4 separate regions of the Homo sapiens genome follow, and all the other regions are linked to region 2. The links are chromatin loops, found by intact Hi-C in ENCODE. Cell type or tissue: GM12878. All regions are shown on one strand. Links, peaks and the distances in the headings refer to the core of each region. The heading gives the core; the rest is flanking DNA.

Region 1 (8,054 bases), core at 1,792-6,791, 420 kb before region 2:
AAAACAACGACTGAGTTTAGAATTTAATGACAAATGTATAAGTTTTGAAACATGATTACTTTCTTTCTCCAGTCCTCATTTTTAAAAAAAATCATCATAGGACTAAATGGAAAGTACAACAAGAATAATTATGTCTACATAGGCCTTTCGGATTGGCTTTGATGACAGTTTATTCCACAAGGAATTTCAGATAAGACCGTTGAAAGCCGAGCCCAGCCATGGGTTTGCATCCTCAAATACCTGTGAGTTGGGTAATCCTTTCATCTTAAAGTCCCAAAATAAACTTGGGGCTCTTGGACCTGTTAGAAAGTGACATTCTTTACTGACCACCAGTCAGGAACCCTGTATAGGGACTGTGTAGGCAAGGGTATGAGGCCAGTTTTCCCACTGGGCTTTTATTGGCTCTGCAAGTCGGGATTGACTCCTTAAAGGGAAGCATACCCTTCCAGTCAAAGCCTTGGTAAAATAACCACTTTGTCCAATTGTGTTCTGTTGGAAAAGAAAACTGGATTCTTTTTTCTTTTTCAATTATACTTTAAGTTTTAGGGTACATGTGCACAACGTGCAGGTTAGTTACATATGTATACATGTGCCATGTTGGTGTGCTGAACCCAGTAACTCGTCATTTAACATTAGGTATATCTCCAAATGCTATCCCTCCCCCATCTACCCACCCCACAACAAGCCCCGGTGTGTGATGTTCCCCTTCCTGTGTCCATGTGTTCTCATTGTTCAATTCCTACCTATGAGTGAGAACATGTGGTGTTTGGTTTTTTTGTCCTTGTGATAGTTTGCTGAGAATGATGGTTTCCAGCTTCATCCATGTCCCTATAGAGGACATGAATTCATCATCATTTTTTATGGCCGCATAGTATTCCATGGTGTATATGTGCCATATTTTCTTAATCCAGTCTATCATTGTTGGACATTTGGGTTGGTTCCAAGTCTTTGCTATTGTGAATAGTGCTGCAATAAACATACATGTGCATGTGTCTTTATAGCAGCATGATTTATAATCCTTTGGGTATATACCCAGTAATGGGATGGCTGGGTCAAATGGTATTTCTAGTTCTAGATCCCTGAGGAATCACCACACTGACTTCCACAATGGTTGAACTAGTTTACAGTCCCACCAGTAGTGCAAAAGTGTTCCTATTTCTCCACATCCTCTCCAGCACCTGTTGTTTCCTGACTTTTTAATGATCGCCATTCTAACGAAAACTGGATTCTTATTGCACTAATGCAAACAACTATATTGCCATAAGAATACTCATCGTTTCCAAATTCTAGAGGAACCAGGCAGAGAGAAACAAACATGCTCCAAATCTTGATTACAGGAGTGTATACCTTACTTAATTATTAAAGGCTGTAAATAGTTCAAAAGTTTCATTGACTCTGAAAAAGAAGGATCAGCAATATTCCAAGCAAAAGTCAAAAAGGTTGCTTCAGCTTCCTGAGTTCAGTCTATTTAATTAACTGTTGTTTTTCTTGATATTCGTAAACATTTCAGCTCTTCACAAGTCCTGCTCATTTTCCTTTATTAAAATGTTACAGTATCCAAAGTTATCGGAAGTCTGTATTTGAGAGCACCTGTTAAAATCTTATAGCCAATTATAAACCATCTTTTGAAAAGGATTAAAACAAGACAATAATTATCTGTGAATAGCAAAATGTCCAGGGTAGTCACAGTCAAAAACACAATTGACAACAAAGTTTGGTTATCTCCGTGGTTTACGATAACTTAACAACCTTAATTATGATTGATAGCATACACTTATACATTAAAATTTTAGAAATCCCATACAATTTTGGGACATATGTTAGCATTATTCACAAAAATATAACCTAAAGAAGATTGAGCATAATTTTGGCAATCCCATGTACCTAAACTTGTGAAATAATCCTGCTTACCTCTCTTTTCCGGACACTTCAGTGGCTCTCCGAAGTATTTGAAAAGCCAGGTGCCAGGGAAGACAATTTTGAAACTGAAGTTTGATTTGGGGAATGCTGTTAAATGTTCAAGATTTAAAACACTTGATATTACGAAATAGAAATCCAGATTACCATAAATTATTTATTTTGCCAAAATGATGACTCAGAAATTTTAAAGAAGCAAAAGCCTTTGATAACCCTTTACAAATTTTGCCAAAGAGAAGATTAGTACCTTAGAAAAACCTTGTTATGCTTTTATTTTGAAGCTCAATTTATATTGAGAAAAAACATGTAATACTTTTTTTAATTTAGTCAATATGCTCACACTGAGAACCTCTTCTGCAAGATTAATTTCCAAAATTTTTCCACCACTTCTTTGAAACTTCAGCTTTTTCCTAATTTAACTCAATATAATCCTTTAACCCTAGGCCAAAGTTTACATTTCCATGTCTTCTTATAACCTTTTACAAAACACATACACACACACACACACACACACACACACACACACGATTTTACTGTTCTTATACACCTTGCATGTAAATCTGTTTTCAGTAGTCTCAATTACATGTTATAATGGTAACTCCTAGCAATTGTTAACTTTAAGGTAAAACTTGGTACATTAGCTTTAATTATGTGCTAACTACAGTCAAGGTTTGCCTTCTTAGTTAAGGGCATGGTTAGTTCCATATATCCCCAGGCCTTACCAATTGTGAAGCAGGCAAGACAGACAGTTCTCAAAACCCAAAAAGCAGTTCGTAACCTCAAAACACTTAGCAAACCTTGCATCCGGCCTGCATTTTACCAATAGTCCTTGGGGCTGTTTTTATTTCTCAAAGATTACAGTCACAGAACTGGAAGGTACCATAGCTTTTATTTCTTAAAATTATTAGATCCAGGCACTTGTCTTTCTTTACGCCAAAGTAATTAGAGCTCTTCTTTTTTTTTTTTTTTTGAGACAGTCTTTCTCTGTTGCTGAGGCTGAAGTGCAGTGGCGTGATCTCAGCTCACTGCAACCTCTGCCTCCCGGGTTCAAGCAATTCTCCTGCCTCAGCCTCCAGAGTAGATGGGATTACAGGTGCACGCCACCATGCCCAGCTAATTTTTTGTATTTTTAGTAGAGACGGGGTTTCACCATGCTGGCCAGGGAGCTCTTTTTACAGACATCATACGTAGAGCACACACAGACAAGCAGAAGAAAAGTCAGTCGCTGGATGGGGCCCTTTAAGAGATAGGGCCACATGCAGATATCAAACCAGAAAGAACCATTCCCTAAGGCAGGGTTGCTAAACAAAACCAAAAAAACTTTAAAGGTTAATTTGTTGATGGGGTAGAGTAGGGGAAAGAAAAGAAACAGTTTAAAAATATCTGGGGAAGAACCTCTTATTCTTAGGCAAGTGGTTCCTCCGCTGGGGAGAAAAGTTTAATTACTGTCCCGTGGAGTTGAAACCGTTTGGCTGGGGAAGGGGAAAGCTGCTGCAGCATGGCTGGGAACCAGCCTGCTGGCTGTGTGGGACCCTTGGGCACCGCGTCCCAGCCCCAGCATGGAGGTGGGAGGGGCTGAGAGCTGTTGCTCCTTGGTTCTTCCTGAGAAAGGAAGGAAAAGGCCATGAAAAGGCCCCCAACCCCCAGGAGTGGAGAGGGATGGGGGTTCAAACCCCAGAAGCGACAAGGAGTGGGGGTGCAGTTTCTTGTAAGTTCAGACGTCTGAGGTTGAAAAGGCTTAGAAATCACAGTGAGAGGTTTTGAGTTCCCATTTCACTCACCACTTCTGGAGCCCCTCATTTGCGGCAAAAACGTTGCATAACTTTTCCTTAGTTCAGGTAAAAATGTGGGGGCTCTTGTCTGTCCAACAGCCATGAAAATTTAGGCTCACAGACAGTTTAAAGGGTGAGTAAAGCAGGGTTTTATTGGGTGAAAAGGGCCGGGGGGCGGGTGGGGAAAGGACACGGATCCTCCACACGGCCAGAGTACCCTGCTAGAGCACTTCCCACCTGGCTATTTGAATCTCAGGTTCCGCACAGGAAGAGGAGGGGCTGGGCTCCTCCGCATTGCAAAGGGTGCAAACTTTCTGAGGTTCCAGTCCAGTGGGCAGGCTGGTTAGAGTTCCTCTAGGGGCCCCCTCCCACCTGGCTGTCTCACTTACAACTTCCCTGTTCTGTATGATGTTGTCTATGAGTTTGTCATACATGACTTGTATTATTTTGAGGTATGTTCTTCTGATGCCTAGTTTCTTGAGGGTCTTTATTATGACAGGATGTTGAATTTTACTGGAAGCTTTTTCTGTGTCTATTGAAATGATCATATGGTTTTAGTTTTTAATCCTGTTTATGTGGTGAATAACATTCATTGATTTTTATATGTTGAACCAACCTTTCATCCCAGGATTAAAGGCTACTTGATTGTGCTGAATTAACTTTGTGATGTGCTGCTTGATTTGGTTTACAAGTATTTTGTAGAGGATTTTTGCATCTATGTTCATCAAGAATATTTGCTTGTAGGTTTCTTTTGTTGTTATTGTGTCTTTGCCACCTTTTGGTATCAGTATGATGCTGACTTTGTAGAATGATAGGGAGGAATACCTCCTCCTCGATTTTTTGAAATAGTTTCAGTAGAGCTGGTACCAACTCTTTGTATATCTTGTAGAATTTGGAGGAAATCCATCTGGTCCAAGGTTTTTTCTTTTCCTTTTTCTTTCCTTCTTTCTTTCTTTTTTTTTTTTTTTTTAGTTGGTATGTTTTTTAAATTACTGATTCAATTTTGGAACTCAATACTGGTCTGTTTAAATTTCTTCCTAATTCAAACTTGAGAAGTTGTGTGTTTTCAGGAATTTATCAATTTCCTCTAGATTGTCTAGCTTCTCTGCATAGAGATGTTTATAATAGTATCTGAGTATCCTTTATATTTCTGTAGGATCAGTTGTAATGTGACCTGTGCCTTTTCTGATTGTGCTTATTTGGATTTTCTCTCTTTCTTTGTTAATATAATTAACATTCTATCAATCTTGTCTATCCTTCCAAACAACTAACTTTTTGGTTTCATTGATTCTTCGTATGAATTTTTGGTCTAAATTCCATTTAGTTCTGCTCTCATTTTGGTTATTTATTTTCTTCTGCTAAGTTTGGTTTTTATTAGTTCTTGTTTTTACTAGTTCTACGTGTGATGTTAGATTGTTATTTTGAGATCTTTTTAATTTGTTGATGTAGACATTTAGCAATATAAAATTTCCTCTTAACACTGCTTTTGCTGCATCCCAGAGATTTTAGTATGTTATATCTCTGTTTTTATTTATTTCAAAGACTGTTTTGATTTCAGCCTTAATTTCATTTTTTACCTGAAAGCCATTTAGGATCAAGTTACTTAATTTCTGTCATTGTGTGATTTTCAGAGATCTTCTTGGTAATGATTTCTATTTTTATTCACCTTTGGTCTCAGAGTATGGTTGATGTAATTTTGAATTTTTAAAAACTTAACTGAGACTTGTTTTATGGTCAAGCATGTGGTTGATCTTTGAGTTTGTTTCATGTGCAGATGAGAATAATATATATTCTGTGTTTGATGAGTGGAGGTGTTTGTTAGGTCCAACTGGTTAAGTGTCAAATTTAACTCCAAAATTTGTTTGTTAATTTTCTGCCTTGAGGACCTGTCTAATGCTGTCAGTGGTGTGTTGAAGTCCCCCATTATTATTGGGTAGCTTTCCACATCTTTTCATATGTATAGAAATACTTGTTACATGACTGTGGTGCCCCAAAGTTGGGTGCATATATATTTAAGGTAGTTAAGTCTTTCTGTTGAATTGAACCCTTTATCATTATATAATGACCTATTTTGTCCTTTTTTACTGTTACTGGTTTAAAGTATATTTTATCTGATATAAGAATAGTAATCCCTGCTCATTTTTGTTTATCGTTTGAGTGATAAATTTTTCTCTAACCCTTTTCTTTGAGCCTGTGGATGTTGTTACATGTGATATGGATCTCTTGAAGATAGGAGATGTATGGGTCTTGTGTTTTTATCCAACTTGCCACTTGGTGCCTTTTAAGTGGGGTGTTTAGGCTGTTTTCATTAAAGGCTAATATTGATACATGAGGTTTTATTTCTATCATGAAGTTGTTACCTGATTGCTTTGTAATTTAGTTTCTATTGTGTAGTTGCTTCATAGCTATGTATTTAAGTGTGTTTGGAGGGTAGCTGGTATTGTTCTTTATTTCCATGTTTAGAACTCCCTTAAGAATCTCTTATAAGGTGGGTCTAGTAGTAACAAATTCCCTTAGTGCTTTCTTGTCCAGAAAAGATTTTTTTTTCTTCTTCAATTATGAAGCTTAGGTTAGCAGAATATAAAAATCTTGGCTGGAATTTCTTTTCTTTAGGAATGCTGAATGTAGTCCCAAATCTCTCCTGGCTTGTAAGGTTTTTGCTGAAAAGTGTACTGTTAGCCTTGCAGGGCTCCCTTTGCATGTGATATGACCCTTTTCTCTAGCTGTCTTTAAGATTTTTGTCTTAGCGTTGACCTTTGACAGTTTAGTTTAGTGGCCCTATGCCTTGGTGATGTTCCTTTTGTATAGTGTCTCACAGATGTTCTCTAGATTTCTTATATCTGGATATCTACCTCTCTAGCAAGATGAGAGAAATTTTCTTGAATTATTACCTTAAATACATGTAACAGGTTGTTTAGTTTTTTTTCTCCTTCTCTCTCAGAAATGCCAACAATTTATAGGTTTAGTCACTTTACATAATCCCATATTTATAGAAGACTGTTTATTTTTTAATTCATTTTAAAATTTTTGTCTGAGTAGGTTAGTTCAAAGACTGCTCTTTGAGCTCTGAAATTCCTTCTTTTGCTTGTTCTCATCTATTAATAAATCATTTAGTTTTACGTTCACATTCCTTAAGTGAGTTCTTTAATTCCAGAACCTCTGATTGATTTCTTTTTAATACGTTTATTTCTTTTTTCATTTCCTGGATTGCTTTAGATGTTCCTTTGTGTTGCTTTTCAAACTTGTCTTGGATCTTGTTGAGCCACCTTGCAATCCATGCTTTTAATTTATTTATTTTTTTAACTTTTAGGCTCAGAAGTACATATTCAGGTTTGTTGTACAGGTAAGTTGCATGTCATGGGGGTTTGGTGTACAGATTATTTTGTCACCCAGGTAATAAGCATAGTGTCTGATAGTTTTTTAGTCTTCACCCTCCTCACACCCTTTACCCTCAGGTAGGCCTCAGTGTCTGTTGTTCCCTTCTTTGTGTCCACAGGTACTCAATGTTTAGCTCCCACTTAGAAGTGAAAACATGCAGTATTTGGTTTTCTGTTTCTGTGTTAGTTCACTTAGGATAGTGACCTCCAGTTCCAACCACGTTGCTGCAAAGGACATTATTTTATTCTTTTTTATGGCTGCATAGCAGTCCATGGTATATATGTACCACATTTTCTTTATCTAGTCTATTGTTGATGGACATTTAGGTTGAGTCCATATGTTTGCTACTGTGAATAGTACAGTGATGACCATACATGTGCATTCTATCTTTATGATAGAATGATTTATATTCCTTTGGGTATGTACTCATTAATGAGATTGCTGAGTTGAATAGTAATTCTGTTTTAAGTTCTTTGAGGAATTGCCACACTGCTTTCCACAATTGCTAAGACTAATTTACATTCCCACCAGTAGGTATACGCATTCCCTTTCTTTACCCCTTTTCATTTCTGAGTTTCCACTTTGGTCGGGGACCATTGCTGGAGAGCTAGTTATATTCTTTAGTGCTGTCACTGCATTCAGATTTTTTTATGGTGCCATAATTCTTATACTGGTTCCTTCACATCTAGACACACTGGATTTTTTTTTTTTTTTTTTTGAGATGGAGTCTCACTGTGTCACCCAGGCTAGAGAGCAGTGGTGCTATCATGGCTCATTGCAACATCCACCTCCTGGGTTCAAGTGATTCTCCTGCCTCAGCCTCCTTAGTAGCTGGGATTACAGGCACCCACCATCACACCCAGTTAATTTTTGTATTTTTAATAGAGGTGGGGTTTCACCATGTTGGCCAGGCTGGTCTTGAACTCTTGACCTCAAGTGATTCACCTGCCTTGGCCTCCTAAACTGCTGGGATTACAAGCGCAAGCC
Region 2 (5,000 bases), core at 1-5,000:
TTTTTAACACAAGATATGCCACTAATGTCTGACAAGCATTTAATCTAGTGGCTTTCCTGCATTTTCCATGGATCAGATGCATTCTAATCCTCTGAAATGATTATTAAATACAGATTGCCAGCCTTTATATAATGCCTGCTAAATTTACCAGTTGGGATCTGCACATATATTGGTAAAGAGTGCCCTAGCAGTTTCTGACCTTCTGTCTGCTTTCAGAATCCACATGAGTCAAATTATCTCCTTTTATGTATAATCTTATCAAGGACTATTGAGGTGGCACAGGTGGGGATGGAATCCTGGATGTGTTCAGAACTCCTTTCATTTTACTAAGCTTCCTTTATACTACCAGAGGAATCCACTTCCAGTCTCGAGTCACTTAGAAGAGGGGGCCGGGCGTGATGGCTCATGCCTGTAATCCCAGCACTTTGAGAGGTCAGGAGATCAAGACCATCCTGGCCAACATGGTGAAACCCTGTCTCTACTAAAAATGCAAAAATTAGCTGGGTGTGGTGGCATGCGCCTGTAATCAGGAGGCTGAGGCAGGAGAATGGCTTGAACCTGGTAGGTGGAGATTGCAGTGAGCCGAGTTCACACTACTACACTCCAGCCTGGCGACAGAAAAAAAAAAAAAAAAAGAAGGATACATTTCTGTAAGGTTTTTAAAGTTTTGTTGGAAAAGATGGATTGCAATTCTCTTCTTATGTTTTTCTGAGATTAGCCTAATCACTATCCTTGGAATTTACCTTTGCTTGCCAGCCTTTTATCCTGCCCCTTTCTCCTCCCTTTCCTATTTCCAGTTTATGCAGATATTCTTTCTTATTACTGGCATAGCTAACATTCCCACTCTATCCCCATGCCCATCTTGGCTCTGATTTTCTGATCATTCTAGCTAAAATGTGTCTTTTCCTTCTGACCATAGCATTTATCAAGGCCTTTCATGTGGCAGTTAATGATATATTGTCAAATATTGTTATCTTTTTAAAATGGTGTTAGGAGCCTGGGTAACAGAGAGACCCCATCTCTACAAAAAAAAAAAAAAAAAAAAAAAAAAAATAGCCAGGTGTGTTGGCCCATGCCTGTGGTCCCAGCTACTCTGGAGGCTGAAATGGGTGAGATTGCTTGAGCCAAGGAGGTTGAGGCTACTGTGAGCTGAGGTCATGGCGCTGCACTCCAGCCTGGGTGACAGAGTGAGAACGTGTCTCAGAAAAAAAAAAAAAAAGAAAAAAAGGAAAAAAAAAGGTAATAGGCTATGTCTCTTCTGTGTCTCCCATGGTATCCAGAACAGTGCTTTATACTTGGCAAACACTCATAATAATATATGGTTATTTCTTTAGAATTACTATAGGATGATTTGAAAATCCTGATGTATTCCTAGATTACGAGCTGCTGGGGCCTGGAGGGAGGCAGAAGAGAGATGTTACAATGGAAAGTGTTGAAGTGTCTGAAGGCTTGTTTTTAGAATTTGTAGGTACACTCTGAATGTCAGCTTCTTCACATTTGGGAATGAGTACTGGCGATTTTAGAAGAAAAGAAAATGCTTATAAGGATAGTAATATCATTATTATTTATGTTTTAATTATAAATATATTTCAAAGCAACTCTTAACTGTATGTATTCTCAAAATAGCTTTACTGTAATAACATTCTTGGACAAAGTTCATGAAATTACTACAGTTTACAAGTACTTCTTTAATGGAGTGTCCTTGTAGCTACACTTAGTACCTGTAAGATAAATTCCTAAAAAATTCACATCATTCTGCCTACTCTCACAAACTACTCAAAGCAATGAGCATATTGCATAGCTTTCTTATTGACTTATTAGTTCTGTATCTGAGCTCCAATGAGTGTTTTCACTTCCTCTTATTCTTATATTAACATTTCTTCAAAGACTGTTTTTGTTTCTGTGATGTGTTGTACTTATGACCCTGAATACACAGGACTTTTCGGCAACTGGGGAATCCTCCAAAAATCTATGCTTTCGACATGAATAGTCCAGTTTCATTTGGTATGTATTATTGACAGAAGTGCTTCATCCTCTTTATAGCTTGCTGTGCAGCAGATGGTTGTTATATTATTCAGGACTCTTGAGGCAGTGCATTAATACGCGTGCACAATGTTTTTTAAGTCTTATTGTGGGAATTGTCTTGTGTCCTTGTTGACGGAATTCCTTAATACGGATGAAGATTTCCAAACTTGAAAACTAGTTTTTAAATTTTAGCTAAGGCTATTTTGTATTTATGTATTGCTTAACTGCTATCTCTTTTTCTTTCCTTTTAAAGTAAAGGTCGGAGGGTTGGATCTAATATTCTTGCTATAAATGATTTTTTTTTTTTTTTGGTCTTGTTTTGTTTTGATGTGAGCATATCAGCTTTGAGGGACATCTGAGATATTTTGAATATGTAGGCAGGGCTTTTAAAGAAAGGAATTGCTGTTTTCTTACATCCACCATGCAGACTTAGACTTGACAGGAAAACAGAGGCATGTGTGTTCTCACTGTGTATTATCGTTGCGCCCCCTCACATAGCTGTTAGGGTTTGTCAGCAGTTTGTTTTGACTCACTAGACCAAGGGTGGGGGTGGTTTTGTGTGTTTTTGTAAGTTAACTAGTGTGGGATGTCAGTAATCTCAGCTTTACCATTTTAGTTGGCCATGATCCCTTCATGTAAGAAACCGTCATATTTGCCCTATTTCTCAGGCCATACTGTGGTTCCGAAACTTGCCCGTAAATATTTGTGAAATAGTTTTTCTTTTCTTATAACTCTGGAGGTCAAAACCCAGCCCTAAGATAAACTCCTGTTTCATATTGCCTCTGCGGGGTGCTCATGGTATGTCCCCAGACTAATTTGGGAACCTCCTTGAATTACTTTTTAAAATTTATCTGGATAGTTCTTACACAATTAAATTTAATTTTTATTTATTATAGCAAGATTGAGGACACTCCCAAATCCACACTTCATTTCCTGGGAGATCATGTTAGACACAGATAACTATGCTAAATTATTTTGATCCAGGTAAGCGTGTTAGAAAGAGAGGATGGGGCTGCTGGACTTCATTGAGAGGATCTTTTGATTTCAGAAACCATTAGTGAAGGAAAGGTGTACTAGACAGAGCTGTCATAACCTTTTTACTATTTCTTAAGAGAAGTGGTACCTCTGAGAGTTGTGTAACATGGTGGTCTTCCCACATCTTTATCAAGAGATTAATTAAGGTTGTGAAGTAAAGCTTTAGAGGTGAGGCACAAAAGGCAAGCAGTGTTTACCTCTAATCACTCGAGGTAACCTTTATATTGGAAGATCAGTGTAGATGTATTGTGTACCAGATAACATTCCATTATGTAACTATTCTTTATTTACTTCCTCTACTGTATGTGTGGCATCATTCCAGCATCAAGTTTAATCCTTCTTTGTATGCATTTATTGTAAACTGTCATTTATGTGGGATTAAAATAACTGGAAAGCCTAAATAACTGGAATTCTTGTAGCATGTTTGGTACTTGACATTTAAAAGAGAGACAGATGGCAAGTAAACAAGGTGAGAGCAGGACTTTATTTGCTGTACTGCAATCTCAAACTGCTGTCAAGAATTTTAATTAGATGTTATTTTAGGAAGCTTTCAATTTACTGCAGGTCATTGAAGCTTAGAAAGAAGCAGAATGTACACCAAGTATTTTAATATGTTAGCAATCCACTGCAATTAGTTAATCTGGAGCTAGTAGGTTGTATTTTTAAGAGTGTAAACATTTTACTGGGTTTCAGTGTGACTTAGAGTAAAATAATTTTTCTGTTTAATTTTAAATCATACTATTTTAAATTTCTAAGTTGGGCTTCAGTATCAAGTTGGTTGAATTAAAGATTTAAATATTTCTCCTGATGTCTTCCCTTCTCCTTCCTACTAAACTGGTGTTCATTTTTCTTTATGGTGATCATTTCTAATTTCCCACAGCTTCCCTGGACATTTCCTTCACTGTGAGATAGTAGTTTTACACATCATTCAACATCCAGTTGTTCAGTTTTCACAAAAAGATTTCTGAGAAATCTGACTTCAAAGTTACTCTTTTCAAACTGAAGCTCGTTTTTAGAACTATTCATGATATAGGAAAATACATTCATAACTGAAAGCTTTTTTTGGGTTATTCTTTGTAACATTACATGCCGCTTTTCACCAATGAAAAGAATCCTCAAGAACCTGGAAAAAGCAATTCCTTTTTGCAGTTAAAATGAAGATAAAGAGCCTTGAAAAATGGCTGATGCTAATAGTTCATGGAGATTAATAAGTGATATGTGAAAGGCAGACTGTCCTGTAGTTGCAAAATGTTACATAGTTTGTACACCTTGTCAGCGTTGTGATAACATGAAGTCATAGTTTAATTGGTAAACAAGAAAAGCTTCCAATAAAGTGTCCCATGGATGATCTTTTCCTTTGAGACTGCAGCATTTCTGAAGAATATAGGGTATCTTGTGATACAGCAAGGTAAAAGCAGGGCACATCTTCCCTATGATAAATCTGTGCTCTTATTGTCGGAGTTTAACCTAGTCCTTCATATTTTGTTTCTGAATACTTGAGTTCATTTATGTATAGTGGGGAAGATTTTGTTTTTGATTTTGACTTCTGTCATGCTTGCTTGCTTACTTGATTTTCTTTTCTTTTTTGAGATGGAGTTTTGCTCTGTCGCTCAGGCTGGAGTGCAGTGGCGCAATCTTGTCTCACTGCAAGCTCCGCCTCCCTGGTTCATGCCATTCTCCTGCCTCAGCCTCCTGAGTAGCTGGGACTACAGGTGCCTGCCACCACGCCCGGCTAATTTTTTGTATTTTTAGTAGAGACGGGGTTTCACCGTGTTAGCCAGGATGGTCTCCATCTCCTGACCTCGTGATCCACCCGCCTCGGCCTCCCAAAGTGCTGGGATTACAGGCATGAGCTACCGTGTCCAGCCCTATTTCTTTATTTAAAAATGACAAATACATTTATGGTTGTACTACATGATGTTTCTGTATATGTATACATT
Region 3 (5,000 bases), core at 1-5,000, 110 kb after region 2:
TTCCATATGTAGAGAGTGTTGTTGGGAAAATGTATATAGTTGTCTGAGAGAGGTGAGAAACAAGTTCAAATGATCACTTTTAAGGCAATAAGAAATAATCTTTGGCCAGGCGCGGTTGCTCACACCTGTAATCCCAGCACTTTGAGAAGCCGAGGTGGGTGGATCACATGAGGTCAGCAGTTCAAGACCAGCCTAGCCAACATGGCGAACCCTGTTTCTACTAAAAATACCAAATAACTGGGCGTGGTGGCGGGAGCCTGTAATCCCAGCAGCTTGGGAGGCTGAGGCACAGGTGAATGGCCTGAACCCTAGAGGCAGAGGTTTCAGTGAGCTGAGATCACGGCACTGCACCCCAGCCTAGGTAACAGAGTGAGATTCTGTCTCAAAGAGTAAAAAAAAAAGATAAAATAAAATAAATGTTTTACTCTATCTTCCTTCAAAGGCGACCAGTCTTCACATTTCTAGCCTCAGTGAAATTTTATAACTTAGGTACTACAAATAGAAAATAATACTTGCCTTTACGAACGTTTTAAATTGGCACTTTTGTCTTTAACCACCCGTTGTGTCTTTTGTGTAAATGAGTGATTAAATGTTGGAGCTTCCCTTTCACGTTGGGAGTAATAAAGAAGCTGCGAGAGTTGTCCAAACACGTTATAGTAACATTATGAACTAGAGCGATGCACTAGAAAAGGAAAGGAACTGATGGATATGAGAAAATAAAATCTGGTAGAATAAGTGCTTGATTCTTAAGTCTAATGACTAAATTAGATGGATGCCCACTATATTGTAGAGTGTGTGGACCGTAACAGATACTGGCACTTTGGAAACATTTTCAGTTGACTCCAACATGGATCTTTTATAGGTGTTTTTAAAGTTGACACCATTTTTAAAAAGTGTTTAGAATGTAGACTCATTCTAAATGACCAGCTCATTCTAGACCAACTTCATGCATTAAAATTTTAAATTGGATTCAAGCAACAAATGTTTAAAACAAAAAGCTTTTACTATGTAAAAACGTGTCCTCAGAAATGGTATAATTATTCAGATACATTTTATGTCTTCCTGTTAAAGAGCTGAAACTTTTCAATTAGAGCGAACAGAATATTCATTGATTGTAGTAGTTTTTTTAATTTTGATATTTGCAATTTGAACAAAATAGTTTTAAATTTTTTACATTTATGAATGATCAGTAGTAGCAACCGGCTATTTTTCACCTTTATTTTAACCTTGACTATGAATCTGAGATTGAAAAACCACTACATGCTGATCCTATAGTGTAGTGTTGAAATGATTAGACTCTTGAAATAGATCCCCTTGTTGTGATTTCCTACTTAGTATTTTTTGCTATGTGACCTTCATCAAACTAGTAAACCCCTTTTTCTTGTTGGGGAACAATAATTGTACCTACCTTATAGGATTAAATGAATTAATATTTAGAGAGTGCTTACAACAGTGCCTGGAATTTTAGTTATTATTGTTTCTAATAAAGTGCTTAGGAGATATCTCATATTTCCAGTTATGATTAATCTATGCACATTGATAATTCTGCAGGTTTAAAATTGTATTCATTACATTACAAAATGGAATTCGTATAGAGATACGAGTTTTTTCAAAAGTTAAGATATGTTTCCTTAGTTTTCTTATTATATTTATTCTTGAGACTATTTTTATACTAATTATGCCAACTGGAATTTTTATAGCACTTTATAAAGCTTTAAACTAATTTATCTCATTTTATCTTTATGGTGTCTCTAAATGTGCATTATCTCATTATGCCCTGTAAATAAGATGCAATGAATTGCCCAGTGTCACACAGCTGTAATTGGGGAAGGTAGAAGTCCAGTCCAAGTATCCTAATTCAGAATGTCTGTGCTCCTTTTCTGATTTACTATGCAGGCTTTTATGGGCATCCCAAATCAAAACTAAAAGAGTCTAGATTCACCAATGTCTTTTTTCCTTGTCCATCATAATAAACCAGAACCAAAGATCTCTCCTGCTCTGGGGCATTTTGTCTAAGATTACTATTAACTATCCTTCCTTATTCTTTCATTCGTTCTTTCAGCCAGAAGTTATTGAGTTTCTGTGGGAGATACTGTGCTTTGAAAATTCTTGGTATGGATCCAACCTATTCTCAGTGCATTTATATACATATAATTTTTCCAGTTATAATTGCTATGTTTAAAAAAAGATTTGTGGCAACCTCATAGCTACATGAAATATAGCAAGGTAATATAAATTAGAAGTTATTGATAAAGGAAAAAATACATACATATGCATACACATACAGTAAAAATATAAAATGCACTCCAAAATGAGACTTAGGAGGCCCTATGTATATACCCTACAGCCCTTGATGTATATTACATATGTGGGAAGGCATAAAGTGATTGACCTTAAGTCAAAGTATGCCTCTAATAATCATGCTGAGAGCAAATAATTTATACTATATATAATGCTATCTTGAAAAACATTTAAAAGAAGGTATTTAAGATATAGTATGTCTGTCTTAGCAATATTTAAACAAAGTATGGAAGGTGATTGATACATGATGATGATGAGATGGTACTAACAATATTCATTTGGGTTTTTACATAGAGTATTTGTGGAGAATGTAGTATTATGAAGGTTTAAAATTTTTTTCTATTTGTTTGTCAATGTTAATTATCTGAGTTTACCTAAAGTTATATTTTAAGTAATGTCACTGACTTACAGTATTAATGGTTGAAATGTGAGTCTGAATTATTTTACTGTATTATGAGAAATGACAGAATTTAGTTTCAGCTGTGTATAGTATTCACTGATAACTTCTGTATCCTTTGGTTTAGAAGTATTTCTTATTCGAGGAAGTGAAACCTACTGAGTCATTTAGAATAGACGGAGTCCTCAGTACTTCCTCTTAACATTCACAGAATGGTGGAAACTAGAAAATGAGTTATTTATTGGTCTTTATTCTCCATTAATGCATATTATTTGATCTTGCATTAAGTATACATTGACAGAAACATTATTTTAATTATTGTATTGAAGACATTCTTCATGTGTATTTAATCAACCACCTGACAGAAACTAGGGCAGAGTAACCAAAGTAACATTTGAGACTTTATGGTTAGACGTCTAATTTGCATGTGACAGTAGTCCATTTATAAAGTGTGATGGATGAAGTCATATTAGAGTAAGTACCATTAGAGACACATTCATTGTGATCTGTGTTTTTGCAAATCAAAATTAATGGTCATTGCAGCTGTTTGTTGATCTGTTGAGTAATGTAAACTCTCAACAACAAAGCTGAAGAGAAGATGTATTTTGTGATATCTACTCTTATAACAGGCACTCTTAACAACATCAGTAATTTGTATAACATTAAATGTTCAAGTAGCATAGAGAAAAATCTAAATTCAGTTTTAGATGAACAGTTCTTTGTTTTTTCTTGTGCTATAAAGACACAGTTATTGCCTTTCACCTCCTCCCCCTTCAAAACTCAATATTTTCAGTTATCTCTTGTGAGGAAATATATCACATAAACTGGAAGTCATCCTTAACCAGAGCAATATGTAAGTTGACCCTGGAGGTTCAAAGAGAAACTTACGTAGCCTAATAGTGTGGCTTGCACATTCTATGCACTGTACTAAAAAATAATGTAACTTTCATGATTTCGATTGGGTGGAATAATTTTTAGTTACGATTAGGTCTTTAAAAGGTTCTTGGTTTTTAGTTATGATACTAAAATATTTACCAGTGAATTTATATGATGTGTAGGAGGTACTTCAAAACGATCTAAGAGTGAAAGGAACAAGAGAACATATAGATGAAACTGGACTGGGGATGAATTGATAATTGTTGAAGTCGGGTGATAGGTACATAGAAATTTATAGTTTTCCCTCAAATTTTATGTGTATCTGAGATTTTCTATAATAATTTTTTTAAATGTATGAGACTATGTACGTCTCAAAGTACTGCTTTCCATTCTTCATGTGTTAAAGACAGAGGGACCATCAGATCTTCAGATCTTGCTTTCTTTTTTTCTTTTCTTTTCTTTTTTTTTTTTTTTTTTTTGGCACGGGGTCTTACCCTTACACCTAGGCTGAGGGCAGTCATGCTGTCGTAGCTCACTGCAGCCTCAAACTCCTGGTCTCAAGCGAAGCCCCCAGCTCAGCCTCACGACCAGCTGGGACTTCAGGTGTGTATCACAACACCTGGCTAATTTTTTAAACATTTATTTTTTATAGAGACAAGGTCTTGCTATGTTGCCCAGGCTGGCACAGCTTGCTGTTAAATAAAACTATCTTTTTGAAATTGTCTTATGTAAATCTGTAAAAGTATTCCACTATAGGCACCTAATATGGATCTCTTTTGACTTTTATAACAAGGGGAGTTTTGCCTAAATGATAATATATATTGAATATGACTTTAAATTTAATACTCTTTTTATAGGAGAAAGATTTTGCTTTTCTTAAATATTTACTCCTGTGTTAGAAAATATCATTGCAAGGAGGTTATCAAAAATAGAAGAATTAAATCTTGGTTTTGTTATCTGTAAAATGATGGAGCAAATAATATTTAATGTGTTTTGAAGCCCCCTGGACATGAACATGTATGGTGGTAAACCTTGAAGGATTCTATATTTATATGTCTGTATTTCTTTATACCACCTTAGTTCAACTGTTTTACCATTCCAAGTTTCTTTTCCAAATTATGTACAAGCAGATGAATAAGAATATGTTGCAATTGATTTTTCTTAAGCAAGCTCAGTGTTTTTTGTTTTTTGACACTTTGTTTGGCAAAGGAGGTGTTCAATTTGTTGAGCTGACTGAGACTTAGAAAGAATAAACTATCACAGGATCTGCCACAAAGTAGATGTGAGGTAGTTGTTCAGTGAGAAGAGAGTGAGAGAGTTATTCCATCCTTGATCCAAACATCACTGTTGGGCAGGTAGATCACTAATTTCCTATTAAACCAAGTGGACAGGACAGTCCTGAATTAATTATGGAACAGTTTCTTTA
Region 4 (5,000 bases), core at 1-5,000, 150 kb after region 2:
AAAATAAGCAGGGAAGAGGATAAATAATGATAGAGAGGTTTATACTTTAGATGAGGTCATTAGGAAAGACCTCTCTGAAAGGCTAATATTTGAACAGAAACTTGAAGGAAGTAAGGGAGCAAACCATGAGGTTATCTGTGTGAAGAGCACAGAGGCTGGATAGAACACAAGTACAAAGCAACTTCAAATCTGTTTCTCCGATTTACAAACAAGTTAGTGAAAATGCTTATAAGTAAAGCTTATCTTAAAGCTTGATAGTATACCACACAGACTTTTTTTTGATGTCATGAAAGACCCTTGAAAATTAGCATGTATATGATAAAATTTAGTGTTTTGAGGAAATGATTTATATGTGGCACATGTGCAAAAATCATTTCAAATATAGCTATATTTTGTTTTGTCTCTTCTCTGGACTATTTATTTGAGTTAGACATTTTTCCCTGTTAGGATTGGGATAATGTAATATAAGAAATATGGTGTAATGTATAGGGCAAGCTCTAAAGATTCTATTTTAACAGAAGATATTTTTTCGTTACTTGCCTTCAGATACTATTAAAGGAAGATAGATTCTTATATGTAGAAAACAAGCTTACTAATTAAGCATAGCATTGGATACTATCTCCTGTGCTGGCGTGAAAATTCACTTGTTTCTTGGTTTGTTTCAAGTGTGCATATGTAGAAGATGAATGTATTTATCACTGAAGGCTCAAATAACTAACACAATGAATTTAATAAAATGTCCAGGTTGTGGGGGGGGTGGTGACTATGCATCTTTGAGAGTGTATGTCCCTATGTATTACCAGTGTATTAACTCAGTAATAACAGCATCAGTGCAGAACACTCCGGGAATGTAAGATGAGAATATAAAGGGATTGCAGTAATAAGTGTAATGGTAGGCTTTAATGTGGAGTCAGCCAAATACAATTTGTTCAGCTTTATTCCTCTGGTATCCTAAAAATTTCCCGTAAGTTTAGTCAATGACTGAAAATTGTCCCATGCCCCATAAGATAGAAATTTTTTCTACTGCCAAATGTCACATACATGGATAGATAATGACTAAATATAAATCTAATTATTTTACCTGTTATTTAGTAGTAAGTAAAATTAAACCTGTTTTTTGAATGAGTTTGTAGAGGAAAATAAAACCCCACATGTAATTCCAGATGGTATAATTAGTTACATGACTCTAGTTTTTTATTTTGCTATTTTATATACAACTTCTTTATCTCATTTGTACCATCCTCTTCTGTTATTTTTTTTGATAGAAACCAGTTTTTTTTTTCAGAACTGGATAAGATTAATTTTTAATAAAAACTATGTAATCTTGAATAAAATACACTGTAATGTTATTCTTTTGGTTTATTTCTAATCCAAATAGACTATTATACTGATATTAAACATTTTCATTAAAAAACATAAGCAGAAAAATAAAATCTGAATCTTTAGAACTTTATTAAAATGGTGATAAATGGAACACCTAAGTATTTTTTTCATATTTAGATACAAACACCACTTGAAAACTATTTTTTCACTTCTAGATATAATTCTCTAAAATCTGTGTAAGTTGACAATTTATACTAGTAAGTTTTAGCAATAAGCCTTATTATTCCATGAAGTATTAGATGAGCTTTGCTTTTCACTTCATTCTGAAATAATCTACTGATTTGTGGCAAAGCAAAAGAGTGGGGGAAATTACTCGAGAAATTCTCTATCAATGAAGGTAAAATATCAAATTAGCCACAACGTATGTGATTTAAAAAATGGTCCATTGTTGACTCATAATGAACTGCTTCTTTGGAAACTTAAATCTTTGGAGGGAACCTGCAACAGGCAGATCTTAGAACATTTCTGATATTGAATAGTTGTTGAATGTTTAGTGAAAAATACTGTTTTCTTTTTACATAGTGTATGCTTGAATTGCATAGAAAGGGATTCATTATAAATGAAAGTATCTTAGGCATAGAGAGGATGTACAGTATATATTTCTCATTTCATTTGGTAATAGAACCCATTCTGGTCCTTGACTTAGCTAAATTGATGGCTGTGTTTACAGGAATTTATGGAAAAGTAATATTATAAGTCTCTCCCAGTTCCAGTGCCATCAGATCACCATTTTGCAGCCCATATACTTAACTTCCTTTAATTGGAAAGTAAATCCTCCAAAGTTAAACCATAATAGGTGTAATAATAGATTATTATTAAGGCCCTTAGCTTGTGCTGTAGGTAGTGACACTGGACCTTTTGTCACTATGCTTTTGTCTCTGTGCTTTTGTCTCCCTGTAACGCTCATGTGAATTCTAAAGTTGCTCAAACAACAAGAATTTAAAGATCAGTATTGAAATTTTTTTCAAAGATAGGTATCAATAAACATACACTTGAAAAATCTTAGTTTTTCTTTGATCTTTGAATGTCCTATCTAATGACTTAGATAATATGGTTGAAACTTAAATCTTTAGATTTTTCAAAATGCCTTCTTGTAATGGTCACAAAGAAAAGCCCCTAAAATTGTTTCTGTTCTAACTAATAAAAAGAAATAAAAATGAATGTTAATTCAGGCATGTTTGTTTAATATACCAAAGGCCTCTTGCTCCCTCTATAGAAGGTGCTGCAAAATTGCAGTCACTTAGTTTTTTTGTTTTTTTTTTTTCCTTCCTTTTTAAATTGAACAGATTTCTCATGAGGTTCATGATGATTAACAAAAAGATTTGGATCCATGTGTGTATTCCCAATGCCTTGCAAACTAGTTGGTCGTCCTAAAGTGAATCAGGATGAGTTTGTGCATTTCTGCCTTGGCATTTTTCATTGGCTTCAGCCAGGGTTAGATTAAACTCTGGTAGCAACAGTTACGAAAAACATTGTTTATGTTTGCCCATTTGTTTGGGTTTGTTTTATTTGGTTTATTTACTCTTATGGATAAGTGAAATGCTTAATGTTTTTGATATTAGGTGATGGTTTTACTCATTTTAATTCTCTTTTATTTAGCCAGGGAATTTAAACCATAAAAATAATGTACTTCAAAGACTTAAAAATAAGTTCTCTCATTATCTACATCTAATCATTCCATTCATTTCTAGCTCTCAGTTGTTGGTAGGAAGAAAAACCTAACAACTTCAACTATAATTTCACAGGATAGTTAAGTTTTACAGAATTAAACTGGATATTTTTCCAACTATAGATAATATTCACAGGAGACAAAAAGTTTGACCATTCTATAAAGACTTCTTTAATATATAAAACAACCATGCTTATTATTGTAGCATCATATTTTACCCATTTAATTTAAATTGGAACAAAATATTAATATTTTAATAGATTTGGTTTGAATAAATTTGTACATTTTGTCTTACAAATCCAACATCTTTTTATTTTATTCGACAGGTTACTAGTTTTTCCTATTGTGCCATTTAAAATTGTGAGGATGAAAATTCTTTTATCCCATCAAGGGTCTTAACAAAAGATTGAAAATTGTTTTCATTTGTATTTGATATAAGAACAGCTTCTCTGATGATACCCTGTAATTGAAAAATGAACATAAGTGATAAAGTAGCTTCTTTGACTTGAATATGTCACATCAGACTTGCCTGTTTTGAATATTATGCTTAAACTAGATTGGATTTTTTTTCCCCTGGTAGGTGTACTGGTCCGTTAGCAAATTCTCTTTCAGAGAAAACAAGAGACCCAGTAGAGGAAGATGATGATGAATACAAGATTCCTTCATCCCACCCTGTTTCCCTGAATTCACAACCATCTCATTGTCATAATGTAAAACCTCCTGTTCGGTAAGAGTATGGGCAGATTTTTGCCACTTACATCTGCATAAGCATTATCATTTGTAATGTTTGTTTTTAAACAATTGATTCACGTCTAATTAAAAATCCTTAATTTCCAGCTCAAATCCTTCTCTTCCTATTATACCATTTCCAGCATTACTTTTAAAGAAAACTAAAAGATGCAGATTTCTCATTAATCAGGAAGTCACTTTATTTTATCAGTTCTAAACACCTATCTCATGAAGAAAAATTAGTGCTCAGAAACTAAGGTATTATTCTGACCTTCCTTAGAATTTTTCTTCATGATGTACATACTAGTATAATTTAAATTCATTTTCCTTCTTGATGTACTTGCTACCTACTTCTATTCAGATTTTGAAGAAGTGGGAAAAAAATACCAAGGTGTTTCTCTTAACTTTTTGTTTTTCTATCAAGTGCTATTTACCTTCCTTTAGATCAAATAAGAATGTGAGGAATAGGCCAGGCGTGGTGGCTCACGCCTGTAATCCTAGCACTTTGGGAGGCTGAGGCGGGCAGATCATGAGGTCAGGAGTTTGAAACCAGCCTGACCAACATGGTGAAACCCTGTCTCTACTAAAAATACAAAAATGAGCCGGGTGTGGTGGTGGGCGCCTGTAATCCCAGCTACTCAGGAGGCTGAGGCAGGAGAATCGCTTGAACCCGGGAGGCGGAGGTTGCAGTGAGCCGAGATTGTGCCACTGCACTCCAGCCTGGGTGACAGAGCGAGACACCATCTCAAAAAAAAAAAAAGAATGTGTGGAATAATGGGGGTTTTTTCCTTACTTTTGTGGCTTATTCTCACTTACATGGGGATAGCCTTGGTCTTTGACTTGGAAGCTCCATCGAGGTAAATAAGAGTTATTAATAATGGGTTGTTTGTATTGAAATATTACTTTATCTTTAAGTAAAGGCATGAGTCTGCATTTATATTATTGAATTTATAAACTGAAATCTATTATTTCTGGGTTTGTTTGTTTTACCTGACTGAAATATATGAGGTACTCAGTACTCCCAGCTACAAAACTTACTTTCTGAGTTCTGGTTTCCTTTGTATAACATTCCTGGGGCCATGCTTGGCACATAGAATAGGGCTCAAGTACTGCTGGTGGCCCTACATTCCAGCATCTCTCCATGACTGACTGAGGGATAGGGGAGATGGCAATTACTTCAGTCATCTGTGCCATCTTTACTTAGTGTGCCATTTCCTTT

What was found. A loop is a pair of places that touch in the nucleus more often than their neighbours do. Peaks named below come from ENCODE experiments on the same cell type or tissue, not always from the same donor. Only the 100,000 strongest peaks of a DNase experiment are listed, where the experiment ranks them.
Region 1: it touches region 2 in a loop (2.5-fold over the local background); 2 of 110 quality-filtered maps call a loop at or near these places.
Region 3: a loop joins it to region 2, with 4 times the contacts of the local background. A loop is called at or near these places in 3 of 110 quality-filtered maps.
Region 4: it touches region 2 in a loop (2.8-fold over the local background); 4 of 110 quality-filtered maps call a loop at or near these places.

The regions. Positions count from the first base shown.
Region 1 is chr3:106,252,006-106,260,059 of GRCh38, reverse strand. No RefSeq gene overlaps it. Among named protein-coding and RNA genes, the nearest start is that of CBLB, 390 kb to the right of the region's middle. RefSeq lists an enhancer at 3,001-3,360. In GM12878, for the core only: no CTCF peak of the experiment used is centred there; DNase peaks (open chromatin) are centred at 2,619, 3,279, 3,599 and 4,009; H3K4me3 peaks cover 5,000 bases; H3K27ac peaks cover 5,000 bases.
Region 2 is chr3:105,834,303-105,839,302 of GRCh38, reverse strand. The region is part of intron 3 of CBLB (Cbl proto-oncogene B); the gene reads left to right. Among named protein-coding and RNA genes, the nearest start is that of CBLB, 32 kb to the left of the region's middle. In GM12878, for the core only: a CTCF peak has its summit at 2,800; DNase peaks (open chromatin) are centred at 1,972 and 2,572; H3K4me3 peaks cover 1,460 bases; H3K27ac peaks cover 3,258 bases.
Region 3 is chr3:105,721,252-105,726,251 of GRCh38, reverse strand. All of the region lies in intron 9 of CBLB (Cbl proto-oncogene B), which reads left to right. Among named protein-coding and RNA genes, the nearest start is that of CBLB, 150 kb to the left of the region's middle. In GM12878, for the core only: no CTCF peak of the experiment used is centred there; DNase peaks (open chromatin) are centred at 2,861 and 3,101.
Region 4 is chr3:105,684,099-105,689,098 of GRCh38, reverse strand. It overlaps CBLB (Cbl proto-oncogene B), which reads left to right. Exons shown (of 19, transcript NM_170662.5): 14 at 3,633-3,779. Among named protein-coding and RNA genes, the nearest start is that of CBLB, 180 kb to the left of the region's middle. In GM12878, for the core only: a CTCF peak has its summit at 2,586; no DNase peak of the experiment used is centred there.